2 separate regions of the Mus musculus genome follow, and region 1 is linked to region 2. A link is a contact called in ENCODE Hi-C or POLR2A ChIA-PET data. All regions are on one chromosome and are shown on one strand. The core of a region is the stretch at or near the end of the contact, and the rest is flanking DNA. Distances in the headings are between cores, read along the strand shown.

Region 1 (6,807 bases), core at 3,968-6,467, 320 kb after region 2:
CCGACACAGAGTTTTAAGTCAGTTCTGTGAACAGGGCTGGAAGCTTTTGTTGACCAGAAAGAGAGATTAGCTTGTTGCATTGTATAAATAAATTTAAAAAATTTCTCTCAGTGAGGGTGTCCCCATGGGGAAAGCAGGGTGGTTAGGGCTTACAGTTTTTAGCCAAAATTGCTACTGCTTTTTTAAATCTTCTAGAGTCTTATTTTTGCGAACTCCCACTTAAGACTTCTCCCTAGACTCCTCAATAGGATTATTATTTTAAAATAGCTTCAATGCACATGTGTATTACTGAGCATGCCTGAGACTAAACATTGCGGGAGATCTGTGCTCCCAGCCTTAGCTCAACCTGGCAACCACTGCTGAGCTTCTCAGAAGCTGTGGTCAGGCTGGGTTTTCTGGGTCAGTCTTCCCTCTGGGCGGACCTCAGGCTTCTGGATCCTTTGCCATAGTGAGATATAAACAACTATGCTCCAGTATGCCAGAGCAAAAGTAACGTAGCAGATAATTACCTGCACTTCCTGTGTGTGGCACAGAGCCTGTATGGCAGTGGGTTAGAGACACGCATCTGGCCGGTGATATAAGGGGCGTGGGTCTAACTGGATGAGAAGGTTGGGAAAGCAGACTAGAGCAGAAGGCACTCTGCAAGCTAAATTCAAGGATGGGACTTGCGAATCTTTTTGGAGATATGGAGCCATCGAAGCTTTTGAGCAAGGAGTTGAATGTGTAGGAAGATCTTTTTAGAGAGATTGACTGTAAGGTAGCTCTTAATTGGAAGGGTTTTCAGTTACACATTGATAAAGAAACCCAGAATTAAACTGTCCATAGAGATTTGGGATGGGGAGTTCTGATGAGGAATGGCCAACATTAACCATGTGTTCTCTAGGTGCCAGGCCCAGTGTCAGTGCTTTATATCAATCAATATTTGCAATAACACATCAAGGTGGGTGTTATTAAATACCAACTTCTTTCAGACAAGGAGATTAAGGCACAAGGCGGTAAAGAAACTGCTCAGTTATCCCAGGTTAGGATGTTGCACCAGGAGACCTAGAAACAGGATGGGGACTAGTTCCTTTCCTCATTGCTCTGACAGAATTTCTGACAGAAACAGCTGAAGACAGAAAGGATTTATTCAGGGTCATAGGGAGACAGTTCATATGGCGGAGAAAATCTGGGAGCAGGGCTGCATGGTGGTGACTACACTGTCTCGGCAGTCTGGGAACAGAGAAAACTTTGGTCATAACTGTGGCTGAGTCATAACTTATTAGCCCCACCCCTATAGCTAGACGCTACATTTGCCAGCTGGGCCCCATGTCCAAAAGGTTCTACAATCTCCCTAGGCAGTGCCACTCAACTGTTGAAACAGTCAGACTATAACACAGGAAGGAAGGAAGTACAGTCAGACTATAACACGTAGGAAGTCTGGCTCAGAGCACTGACTTTAGAACTGCCATGGTGGTGATTCTAAGACCAGGCCTGCAACTGTTGCTACCACCTGACCTCACTGTCCACTTTATCTGTACGAAGACTCCTTGTCCACAAGGCATCCTTGCCAGGTGTTGTCTTCATAATCTTGAATGCTTGTCAGTTCCTGCATCTATTCCAAAGGAGTCTTGTGAACAAAGGAAGGCAGACAGACACGCCGTAGAACTATCCCCAGGACTGCTGACTGCATTCCAGCAGAGCAAGGAAAGGAGCCAGGTCTTTCCACCCCGCAGCTTTCCATTAGACACTAATGATGTTTCTCACCTGGCTTTCTCTGCCTTGGTTCAGCGATTTTCAGAGGCATTTACTTACAAAATGGGAGAGCCGGATCTCATTTGATGTCAAATTGCTCTGTATTTTATTGGTATATCAGAGTCATGATTAGATGAAGAGAACTTACTGTAGACTCAAGCTGGCTGCATGTTTTACTTATTTATTTTTCCAAAGCTGTTATGAAAGACTAGCTAACCTTTGGATTCTGTAGGTGATTTTAGGCCAATACAACTGTGTAAGAAGAAAACTGACATGTTTTCTCTTGAGTTTCTTTTTTTGTAACACTTGTTCTTGTAAATTGAAAGCCTGTATCATATCATTGATATGATACAGTATCACACAGAAACTGGCCTAGTTAAATCATGCTTAATTTAATGCAATTTCATATAGGTTGCATGAACAATTCATATTTTTTCCCTCATTACAAAACTTTCTTGTATAGCAATTCAGAGAAGATTCATTTTGGTTAGGACTATAGAGTTACATGTTTGCTTTTCAAAGTGTCTAATATACAAATACTGTAGTGCTCAAGGAATCCTGTTGTAGAAAATCTTGTTGTCTACAGTTAGAGCTACCCTAATATGGACATGAGCTGTCTACAGGCTATTGTGCCATACAATGCAGCAGTTAACATACGTACTTGAGACTGACATTTATGCAGGCCCTCCCTAGGTCCATGTCACTAGATCCATGTGATAAGGTCTGACTGCTTAGGTATGTTCTCTGTGCTGAGTTCTATGGAATAAGTTGTTGACTGCCTCAGTACACTGACCTCTGGCTGTGCCTAGCTACCCTCTGCATCAGCAGATCAACCTATTGATTAACTGTTGAGTCTATTTTAAGTTTAAACTTTGGCCAGGCAGTGATTGAAATGGATTTATTTTTCAAGCAAGCAAGCAAGCAAGCAAGCAAACAGATTATAGAGGCACATAATCTTAGAGGAACTGTCAGGAAATCTCAAAACCATTTTTTTTAAATTCAGAAAATTAAGTAAATGCCATTTTTCATATAAACAGTGGTATCTGAGTAGTTGCACAATAAAATTCTCCAGCTGTTGACATTTAAATATACATTGGTAAATGTCAGTTTTCTAAAAATATTACAAAGATACACAAGGTTCAAGTTATAAAGCTCAGGAAGCTAGCTTTACAATGAAGCCATCTTTATCTGACTTAGTGGGAGTCCAGCTTTAATCAGAGTTGCTATTAGAAAGTAGGACGTTTTTATTTTAACAGGAGAGAAAGCTCATCAAATCCCTGAGGAAAAGTATAACATCTGGGTCACCTGTCCTAGTAATAGTGGGTTTATAGATCTGATACTGATCAGGAACATAACAATTCCATTTCTGCTTAGGGGCTTTAAAAATTAACTTCAGAGAGTCAGTTTTTAATTTTCAAAACTAACCTTCCTCAAATCAATATTTATTGAATTTTACATTACGGTATTTTTATTTTGTTTTGCTTAGTTTTTTGAGACATGGTTTCTCTGTGTAGCCCTGGCTGTCCTGGAACTCACTTTGTAGACCAGGCTGGCCTCAAACTCAGAGATCTGCTTGCCTCTGCCTCCTGAGTCCTGGGATTAAAGGCCTGTGCCACCACACCAGGCACATTACAGTATTTTTGCTATACATATTAATGTTTTACTCATATACTTGAAAATCTTTCTTATTTAAACAATAAAATTACTATAAGTGGTTTGGGGCAGATGAAGTAATAAAGACAGTTGTTTAAGTAATTGATTTCTCATGCAGTATTCAGACGTCCTCTAGTAAAGATTTAGCTGGGACCGTGGGAAAGGCGCCTTGGTCCTGCCACACCTCCTCTAGCAGGTCCTTACTGTGAGTTCTTGTTCTACGGCACTATACACAGCTGGCTTTCAATCTTGATCATGTCTACTCTGTTTTCATGATAATGATAATGTAGTGCTAGTTTTGTGAGGTCCGTAACGATCATCTCCTATTCACTACTTGGCAGTAAATTAACAGTGGAGGCAAATGATCAAAGACCCTTCAGCACAGAATCTTTTCTCTGACCATAGGATTCCTGTCCACATTGTCTGTATTTAAGGGCAGACTTGTGTTTCATTCTTTCCAAACCACGAGACAATTTGTTGCTCTACCACATTATTCCCTATGTAACTGTAAAGGAGATGGTAAAGCCTTGTAAAGCAGAGGTTGCCTGAAAGTTTAGGTAGACAAACTCCATTTGGAGCCTGTGCCATCTGTTCCCATGCCTGCCCAGGTGTCACCCTTGCTGATCAGAGGCAGGCCTTGTATGCACCAGGAAAACATTATCAAGATGCTACATCCCCAGCCCAGCCTTTCCTATTCTCTCTCTCCCTCTCTCTCTTCCTCTCTCTCTCCCTCCCTCTCTCTCTCTCTCTCTCTGTCTGTCTCTCTCTCCCTCCCTCCTAAGTCTTCAGATGCCCACAACTAATATTATCAAAAGGACAATGAGGCTGTGACATCATGAGTTGGGATACTTAGTGTAACCCTGACTCAAAAGCTAATACAAAGACAACATGCGCGCGCACACACACACACACACACACACACACACACACACACGACAAAATCAAATAGTTGAGATGTAAAATGGAGAAAGATGGACATTTAATCCAATGTGACATTTTTCTAGAATTAGCTAAACAAGTATTATTTATTTATTTATTTAAAAACCAGTGAGATAGTGAATATATGAAGAGCAAAAGGCAGAAAGTAGCCGGTCAGCTTCACAGTGCTGAGCCGACCTCATCTGTGGACACTTTGTGTCTCTCCTTTAAAGGAGGATGCGGAGAAATGGCAGAGCTCCAGAAAAAGAGAAAAAAAATATAATTAAAGCATAGAAAAGAAGGGTTATGAGGAAAGGTCAAAGAGCAGTAAGGCTATTTATTTAGAGAAAAAAGGTCCAACTGATTTGGAGGGTTTCTTTAAGACAGACATTAGTTCTTTCCTGTCTCCACAAATACCAGTGACAAGAAGCTCCCAGTGCTGTGAGGATGTTTTGGCTGTGAGAATTGTTCAGAAGGTCGTTCTCAAGGCTCACACTGATAACCAAAAGAGAGAAAGCACTAATGTAAGGCTGCTAATTAATTAATGTGCAGCTGCTTGTTCACATTTACCTGCCAGGAGTGAGCGGAAGTAGTTATCTTCTTACTGTTTATTTAGTTGTTTACTAGTTAAGAGTAAAAATTAACAAATAAGTTAGTTAGAATGTGTAAGTGCAAATTAGGATCTTTCAGAACTCCCGGAGATGAGGCTTAAGTTAGTTGGGTTTTGGCTAATCTGTTGGACAGCACTCTCTCGGACAGCAGCTACACTCGGTTGTGACTTCCAGGAGAAGGCTGATGAACGACAGCTCTGTGAGATTGCACAGTGAGGCTGTGGGGATCTGAGCCCTCAGGGCTCCTAGTCTTTTGGTTTGACTCTTTGGCTATGGGAAAAGAAGGTGGGGCCACACAGAGATCATGAGGAACCCTAGCCAGGATGGGCGGTGTCCACGCCTAGGGAGAGAGGGACATCTGCTTCTGTAAATAGTGTGCTCTGTCAATGTCAATGCTTACTGACATTTTACATTCTCCCGAGGGTGTGCTGGTGGCTGACTGTAGTTGGGGTGCTTCCTCTGTTGTTAAGTGAAGGCACACTCTGTGCAAGGAGTTAAACCAGACTCAAAGGACTTCATCTGTCACATTCCTCTTTCCTTTCTCTTATCCTCTCTGTTATCATTACCTCTCTGTTAATTTTCAACTACATTAGGAATACGGAAGTGTCTTGGGATTTTTCCACGTTGGCATATGCAGCTAGCTCACTTCCTTAAAACAACAACAACCACAACCACAACCACAACCACCACCACCACCACAACTACAACGTTATTGCTTTTTAAATTCCTTGGTACATATATATTGTTGTTTTGTAGAATTTATCAATATTTAAGATTGCTGATGATAGCAGAATTCAGAAGAATAGTTAGCCCTAAAGGGGCAACATGGAATCTTCTGGGATGCTGAGATACTAATCTATATCATGCTCTAAGAAATAGTTTATCTTAAACTCTGAGAAGTGATTTTCTGGTAGTATGCACATATTTAAGTCTTGTTTGTGGGCTGGAAAGATGGCTCAGTAAGTAAAGATGCTTGTTGCCCGCTCAGTGACCTGGACCTAGGACCCACATGATAGGAGGAGAGAACGGACTCCTACAAGTTGTCCTCTGACCTCCATACATATGTGGTGGCATACGCTTATATGTGTGTGCATGCACATACACACATCACAATATTTAATAAAATATAATTAAAAACTCTTGTGTATTCTACATACTTTATTAGATGTAAATTATACCTTAATGTAAAACTTTAAGAAAAATGTTAAAATCTTTTTAAGTTTAATGTAGTATATTTAATTATATTTCCAAGAAATAGGGCAAGAAATACAGCAAAAAGACTAAGGGAAGAAAGTAGGTAACATTAATTTTAAGCACCTCTTATTTGATAAGCATATGATATAATTTCTTCATAAAGTGGATATGCTTACTTCATTTTTGTTTGTGAGGAGACAGACACCACAGGATAAGTAAATTCCTTGCTTATGAGTGCATAAATGCATGTGCACACACGTGTATGCACACATATACTCACACATACTCATAGACTCACGTGCATACACACTTACACATATACACTCGTACCTACATACACATTCACACACATACACACACTCACCCATTTGTTGCCCAATATTCGACCATACTGTGAACCCTGAGATTGTGTTATTTACTGGGAAACATGTTTCTGGTTGTGGTGTGGCTCAGCACGCACCTTTAATTCAAGAGCTTTCAATTTATTGTAAAAAGTATTAAATAAAATCAACCATAAGTCAAGAGGCAGAGCAAGCAACCAGTTGACAGGGAGTGAACATAGGAGAAAAACAGAGATTAAGTCAGAGATTAAGACAGATAGAGAGATGCACAGGAAGAAAGGAGGAGGGACACTCAGTCTGAGGGTTTTGGGGATGGCTGGAGAAGGAGAGCTTCCTTTTGGGACATCAGCTGAAGA
Region 2 (6,674 bases), core at 3,994-6,493:
TCTGCTCTCCTTTTGAACTTGAGTATACAAGATATATTTTATTTTGTCACATAAATATTTTTTAAGAACTTCACTGAATGTATATGAGTTAATGTTTGATTTGTTTCTGTATAGTACGATCAAAAATAGTTGAAAATTTTGCACTTTATTAGTCTCTTGGAAATTTATATTCTAATATTTTTAAAGAGTGTACATTTATTTTGTACATAATAAATTAGCTTTGTATATGACAAGGGTTTGAATGAAATAAAAAGATGACGCTACTTTCATTATTTGGTTTGTAGTTCTGTTTATGGTCTTAGACTAGTATTTGCTGTGTCTGAATTTCTTTAAGGAGACAAAGAATTGACTGCAGTATTCAGTAAACAGGAAACCAAACACTGTTTGTTTCTCAGATGAGAATCTCCTTTGATCTGAACAAGGTGAGTATTAATATTATTTCATCAGGCTCTCATTTTAAATCATCCCAAAAACATTGATCCAGTTTTTTCTCAATAAGCAATAATCTTAAATTTTCATGTTATCTTAACCAGATTATACATTCAATTTTTAAAATTTTCCTTTTCATAATCGAAATATTTTATGCTTCAGCTTTTTCATTTTTATCTAACAGTTAAATCCTACTCTAGAGCCACCCTCACACTCTGTGCACCAACTTTGTGTGTCGAAGCACTACCCTAACTGTTCATTTTTGGTTATGGTAGCAACAAAACAAACGCTCCTCCAGCCTCTTGATGGTGCTTTGGGTCTGTGTCCAGACCCACTACAGAAACTGGCAATGTGAGCTGGTCACAATGCTGCATTTTATGGAAGGCTCTTCACTGGAGTCTTCTGTACTACATACATCAATGTCTCTAAATCAATGGGTGATCAAAGCCAGGTCAGTCACAGGGTCAGTTAAAACCATATCAGACATCAGATAAGTGTTTTCAAATGATGATAAAGCTTATGTTTTATTGTCATTTCATATCACATCAATCAACTGATGAGAATTTTTTTTAAACCTTTGGAGTTTGGCCTAATGATACAGAACTATAAGCCTTACTACTTGAGAGTCTAAGGCAGGAGGATCAGAAGTTCAAGGCTTATGTGGACTACAGAGTTAGTTCAAGGCAAACTCAGACAATTTAATAATACCATGTCTCAGAAATGGGAGGCCTGGCTGCCTTTGAAACCTCAAGACTCACCCCAAGAAACACACGTCCTTCAACAAGGCCACACCTCCTAATCCTTTACAAACAATTCCACCAACTGGTGGACAACGTTCAAACAGTGGCCTATAGGGAACCATTCTCATTCAAACCACCACACTTGCCTACTTGATGTACTCGTGTATGTTGGTGAATGCCCTGACATCACTTTCTTTTCTTCTGTGACTATAAAAGTCTATAGAAAAGATTCATGTTATTTGGGGCAACCCAACTCTATTCCTGGACCATGTTCACCTATATTTGGCTCAAATAAAGTATCTCTTATTCTCTTTGAAGTTAAGAGCTATGTTTTGCATTGACAGTTGACCAATGGTAAGAGAACTGTTTTTCAAGAACAAAAAACTTTCATTCAGACAAATTCCCATAAAATTAGTAGCAAAATTGACTATCTAATTTGTGCATGTAGACACTGTCACCTGTCCAGCACCAGCCTTTTGAGAAATAACTTGATAAATTCTATTCCTACAAGTAATAAGTTCCCACATATAAACTTACCCAAGTAGGTAAGGTTCCTAAGGTACTTGTGTGTATTAAAGCCACATCAGAAAACTAGGCCTTATAGCTTCTCAACAGGGAGCACAACAGTCTATCTGGGCTCCATAAAAAGGACATCGACAGTGGACGTGGTGGTGCAGGCCTTTAATCCCAATACTTGGGAGGTAGAGGATCCTCCTGAGTTTGAGGTCAGCCTTGTCTACAAAGTGAATTCCAGGCCAGCCTGGGATATGAGACCTGTCTCAAAAAGGCAAAAGCCAGTACGGTCAGGACAGCCCCTCTTACTTATTATCCAACCATATTAGATGCTTGTATCAAAGGACCAAAAGGCAAGGAACTCCTGACTGTCCCCACTGCTTGCTGAGCCCAGTCAAACTGCCATCCCTCCATCTGAGCTGCTCTGGTGCCTTGTCTCAAACATACTGCCCCCGTACAGCTCATCAAACCTATTTCTTGGCTCTGAGCCTCCATCAGCCCCAACTGGATGTGCTAATATCTCATTGAATCCCTGTCTTCACATCTATATCAGTTCTCTCTGCTGCTGCTTCCAGAAAGACTTTTGTTTTCTTTGTAGTCATTCTGTAACCTATACATACACATTTATTGTATGAAATAATGGATGACTTAATAGTAGCAACAAAGATTGGAATAAAAGGGCCATTAAAATCAATCTCAATGGCACACACCTTTAAACTATCCTCTTGGAATGCAGAGACAGGCAGGTGGATCTCTGAGAGTTCTAGGTCAGCCAGGATGCCAAAGTGAAACCCGGTTTTCAAAAAACGGTTGTTGGGGTGCCGGAGAGAGAGCTTAGCAGGGTAAGAGTACTTGTGATACAAGTCTGATGTCTTGAGTTCAGCCCCCAGAACTCATGGTGGAAGGAGAGAACTGATTCTTAAAAACCGTCCTTTGATCTCTGCATGTTCACCATTCTTGTGTGCACATGTACACTCTCACACATCACACACAAACACACACAGACACACACAACTGGAGTAAAAGGACCTATGATTGCCAATGGCCAGCTATCAAGAGAAGTCCTAGTTGGTAAATTGTAACCAAGGAATCCAACAAAGCTTGTGAGTTTATTGTTATTCAACAAATTCTGGCACTGTGTAAATAAAGATATAGACTTGTCCATATGTGTTTCTGATTCTGACATGCTTACAATATGAATTACATTTAAATTATATTTTTGTAAAAGAAGCAACACTTTCTTTTCCTTTTTTTTTTTTAAAGATTTATTTTATTTTATTATATGTGAGTACGTTGTAGCTGTCTTAAGTCACTCCAGAAGAGGGCGTCAGATCTTGTTAGGGATGGTTGTGAGCCACCATGTGGTTGCTGGGATTTGAGCTCAAGACCTAAGAAGAGCAGTCTGTGCTCTTAACCTCTGAGCCATCTCACCAGCCCCGAAGCAACACTTTGTAATATGTGAATATTTACAGTGTCAAAAGTTTAACCTGTTGAAGTCAAGACAAAAATTTTGGGTATTAAATATAAAAACATGTGAATGTACACTATATATAGTTATTAAATTACTTTTAAAGTTTAAAGAAAGAAGAGGTAGATTGGTTGCTGTCTATTTGTCTCTGGTGTTCTGTGGAGCTAGGAAAGAAGAAGTCCCAGAACCAAGGCTAAGCAAGGCTCCGCTGCTGATCTACACTTATCCTCATGTCTAGTTTTAGACTCCATTTCTGAAACACTGGGGCCTGCCTCTGTGGGTACTGAAAAGTCCAGAGGGTGCCAGGCTGAGAGCTAACTTAGGACTAAAAAACCCAGGTTGGGGGGTGGGGGTGGGGGGGGGGACTCAGTGCTGGAGCAGTACCAGGCAGGTACCAGGCATGATTTTGATTTGGGACTGGGAAGGTTGAGGACCAGATACCTTGAGAAAGTGGTACCTAAAGTTATATAGCTATGGTGCTGGAGAGATGGCTCAGTGGTTAAGAGCACTAAACTAGCTGCTCTTCCTGCAGTCCAGAGTTCAATTCCCAGCAACCACATGGTGGCTCACAACCATCTGTAATGAAATCTGACGGCTTCTTCTGACATGCAGGTGTACATGCAAATAAAGCACTCATATACATAGAATAAGTAAATCATTAATGTTATGTAGCTACACTGTATATTTCAAATTTTTATCTGCTGTTGATGTGGGCCATCATTTTGATGAGAAATGTCTTTAAAACCGATTTAAAAAACAAACCCTTGAAACACTCAGGGCAGTTTGAAATACATTCAGAGTTAAAAGCACAGCTCTTGCTGTGTGAGGTGGCCCATGCCTAAAATTTTAGCGACTTGTAAACTAAGACAAAATCAAACGTTTGAGGCCAACTTGAGCAATGTAGACAGCTTTGTCCCAAGACAGGAAAAAATGTGATTTCCAATCGACGAAATCTTGAGTGGAAGTATTGTTACAGCTTCAAAAAGATATGGCATGTTTTCAGTGAGGTATGATTCCTTCTTAAGCAGTAGTCATTACAGGAGCTCTAACTGCAATTCCAAATGACATGCCAAACGGTATCAAGAAAATTTGATATTCAAGCTATAAAATCTATAAATTGTTTTAGGATGCTTTCACTAAATGTAGTGCCAATAAGTATCAGGCTTTACCTTATACTAACCCATGTTAAAATTTCTGAGTTGGATAGAACAGAAGGATCTCAAATTACAGTAATGCTCTGACCAAGCAATGTTTGAAAAACATAAGCACACAACATTGCTTTGCCAGTGCTCAGTGCTTCCTAGAACGCCCAATAGTACCCTCCACTGGCTACTCTATATGGTATTATTTTGAATGAATTGATTTTGATTTAATGAGGCAGGAGCTCAGGTAACCTAGGAATTGGTTATGTAGTTGGAAATGACTAAACACTTGATTTTCTTGCCTCCACCTTCTGACGCTGGGATTACAAATGTGTGCCAACCAGCCAGGTTTATGTGGTGCTGGGGACTGAAGCCAGAACTTTGTACTAGAAAAGCAATCTACCTCCCCAGCCTCTGGTTTTCAGTTTTCCATAGAAGAAAATGGAGCTTGCTAAATTCAAGGAATTTATTGCAAATTATCAGTAACAGAAATCCTACCCACTGTCTGCCACCGTGGCCAGAAATCCTACCCAATGTCTGCTACCGTGGCTAACGCCTTTAATTCCAGCACCAGGAAGGCATCTATTAGTCAGAGGCCAGCCTGGTCTACATAGTTCCAATCTAGACAGGGATACATAGTCAGATCCTGTCAAAACACAGAAACCAGCCACGTTCACTGGAGCGCTTTTGAGCAATAAGGAGCATCTAACGGTGCCTAGCTCTTCAGCCATGCATGCAGGTGTCCAGGTGAGACTGGCTTCGGTTGTGAGTCCTACTTAAATGTACTTAAGTCTACTTTGTGCAAGCGGACTGGTGTCGCACGCAGCTTGATTCTAGCCAGGCCAGGGTGGGACCCGGGCCTGGAGGTTTCCTTGTGGCCTGTGAGTCGCCAGCAGACCAAGGGTGACGCCCAGCACGGGCGTGGCGGGGCGACCGCGGCTCCTATTCGCCGACCGCCTGAGGCCACCTCCCTCCCCAGCTGCGGGCGCCACCACGGAGCTCACGGCCGAGGACCGCGCGGGCGGGCGAGAGGAAGCATGCTGGACTTCGCCATCTTCGCCGTGACGTTCCTGCTGGCGCTGGTGGGAGCGGTGCTGTACCTCTACCCGGTAACTCCCAACTCGGGTTTCGGGGGTGCGCCTGCGCCGCGAGGACCTGGGCGGGCGGTCGGCCGGGAGCGCTTGCGGAAGAGCCACGTGGCTCCGCCCCGGCGTGCGTTCCCCGTGCGCATGAGTGCTGTGGTCGCTGAGCTGTGGTCCTGGGCGGGTCCCTCATTCTCCCTGTCCCGGACGGGTTTTGGGAGGTGGCGATCAATTCATTACCTTGGGTGACTTTGGAGACATTGACTTCTTCGAGCCCCAATCCCATTTGCTTCTACATCAGGGGAGAAACTCCTTCCATCTTTTCCTAGCATCCCCCTGCATATGCCCCGGCACCGTTGTTGGAATGGGCGAGCTGAGCTCCCCAACCCAAACTTTGTCCACCTGTCCTTTTCAGAGGGGAACCTCTCAAAACTCCGGAGTTACTGTTAAGGAACTTCCTTAAAGTGTATTGTATAAAGCTGGGCGTTGCATACATCTGTAATCCCAGCCCGGGGTGAGGAGGATGGGGTGGGAGCTCAAAGCTCACCCTGGACTACATCAAACCCTGTCTTTAAAAGAATATGTATGTACAAAGTGTGGTGGATTTATGGAAAAGTGGAAAGGTAGTGAACAGCCCCGGGTAGATGAATGGTGATGGAGATGCCCCTTAGAAGTGTCCTGTTCTGAGTTAGTGGTTGATTAGACTAATATAGAAACCACATACCTGAACTCCTGAGAAACAAAACACTGATATGAAGAAGTTGAGAGCTCAGGCCTTTCAAGAATAAGAGGACTGTGTCCTAGCCAACTGGAGCGAATGTAAAACCAGACCGGGAAGACAGATGGGTGTAAATGGCTGAAAAGCTATTCAAAGGACTTTTAAGTCTGCGTTCTACTGGAGGATTTCAATGGATAAGTGGCTATTTTAGTTTAAAGGAAAACTGGGAATGCTGTGTTGGGCCTGTAATCATAGCACTTGGATGGTGGAGGCAGGAGAGTTCAAGGGTTTCTTCCAAAATGGACCTGAGTTCTAGGCCAGTCTGGATCACATGAGCCCTTGTCTTAAATTTTAAAATTTGTATACTAGAAAAAAAATTAAAAATATATGTGGCAAAAAAATGTCTTCAATTCATTCCTTTTAAAAAATGCAAATCTTGGAATCAAGGGATTTTCAGCTTTAAAGGAGAACTTTAATTTGCAGGCTGGCCGTGTCTAATTCCCAGACACTCTGGGAGCTCTGGTGGGAGGATTGTAAGCTTGAAGCCATCTTGGGCAATGAATGTTGTGAGACCCCACTTCA

The links. Hi-C counts contacts between places; a loop is a spot of excess contacts on that map. ChIA-PET counts read pairs that join two places held with the same protein, here RNA polymerase II (POLR2A).
Region 1: a loop to region 2 is called in a map of left cerebral cortex, with 2.4 times the contacts of the local background. The contact joins the enhancer-like site here to the promoter of Cyp20a1 in region 2. A Hi-C loop is called at or near these places in 1 of 37 maps with a recorded cell type or tissue (left cerebral cortex). POLR2A ChIA-PET finds 5 or more read pairs at or near these places in 1 of 5 experiments (Patski).

Annotation. Positions count from the first base shown.
Region 1 is chr1:60,657,296-60,664,102 of GRCm38, forward strand. No RefSeq gene overlaps it. Among named protein-coding and RNA genes, the nearest start is that of Gm38388, 61 kb to the left of the region's middle. Within about 2 kb of position 5,218, at least 2 of the 3 ENCODE cell types and tissues checked have a DNase peak (open chromatin) inside an H3K27ac peak, as active enhancers do.
Region 2 is chr1:60,338,057-60,344,730 of GRCm38, forward strand. Cyp20a1 (cytochrome P450, family 20, subfamily a, polypeptide 1) reads left to right here and starts at 5,244. Exons shown (of 13, transcript NM_030013.3): 1 at 5,244-5,401. The coding sequence starts at 5,330. It also overlaps a transcript of Nbeal1 not described here.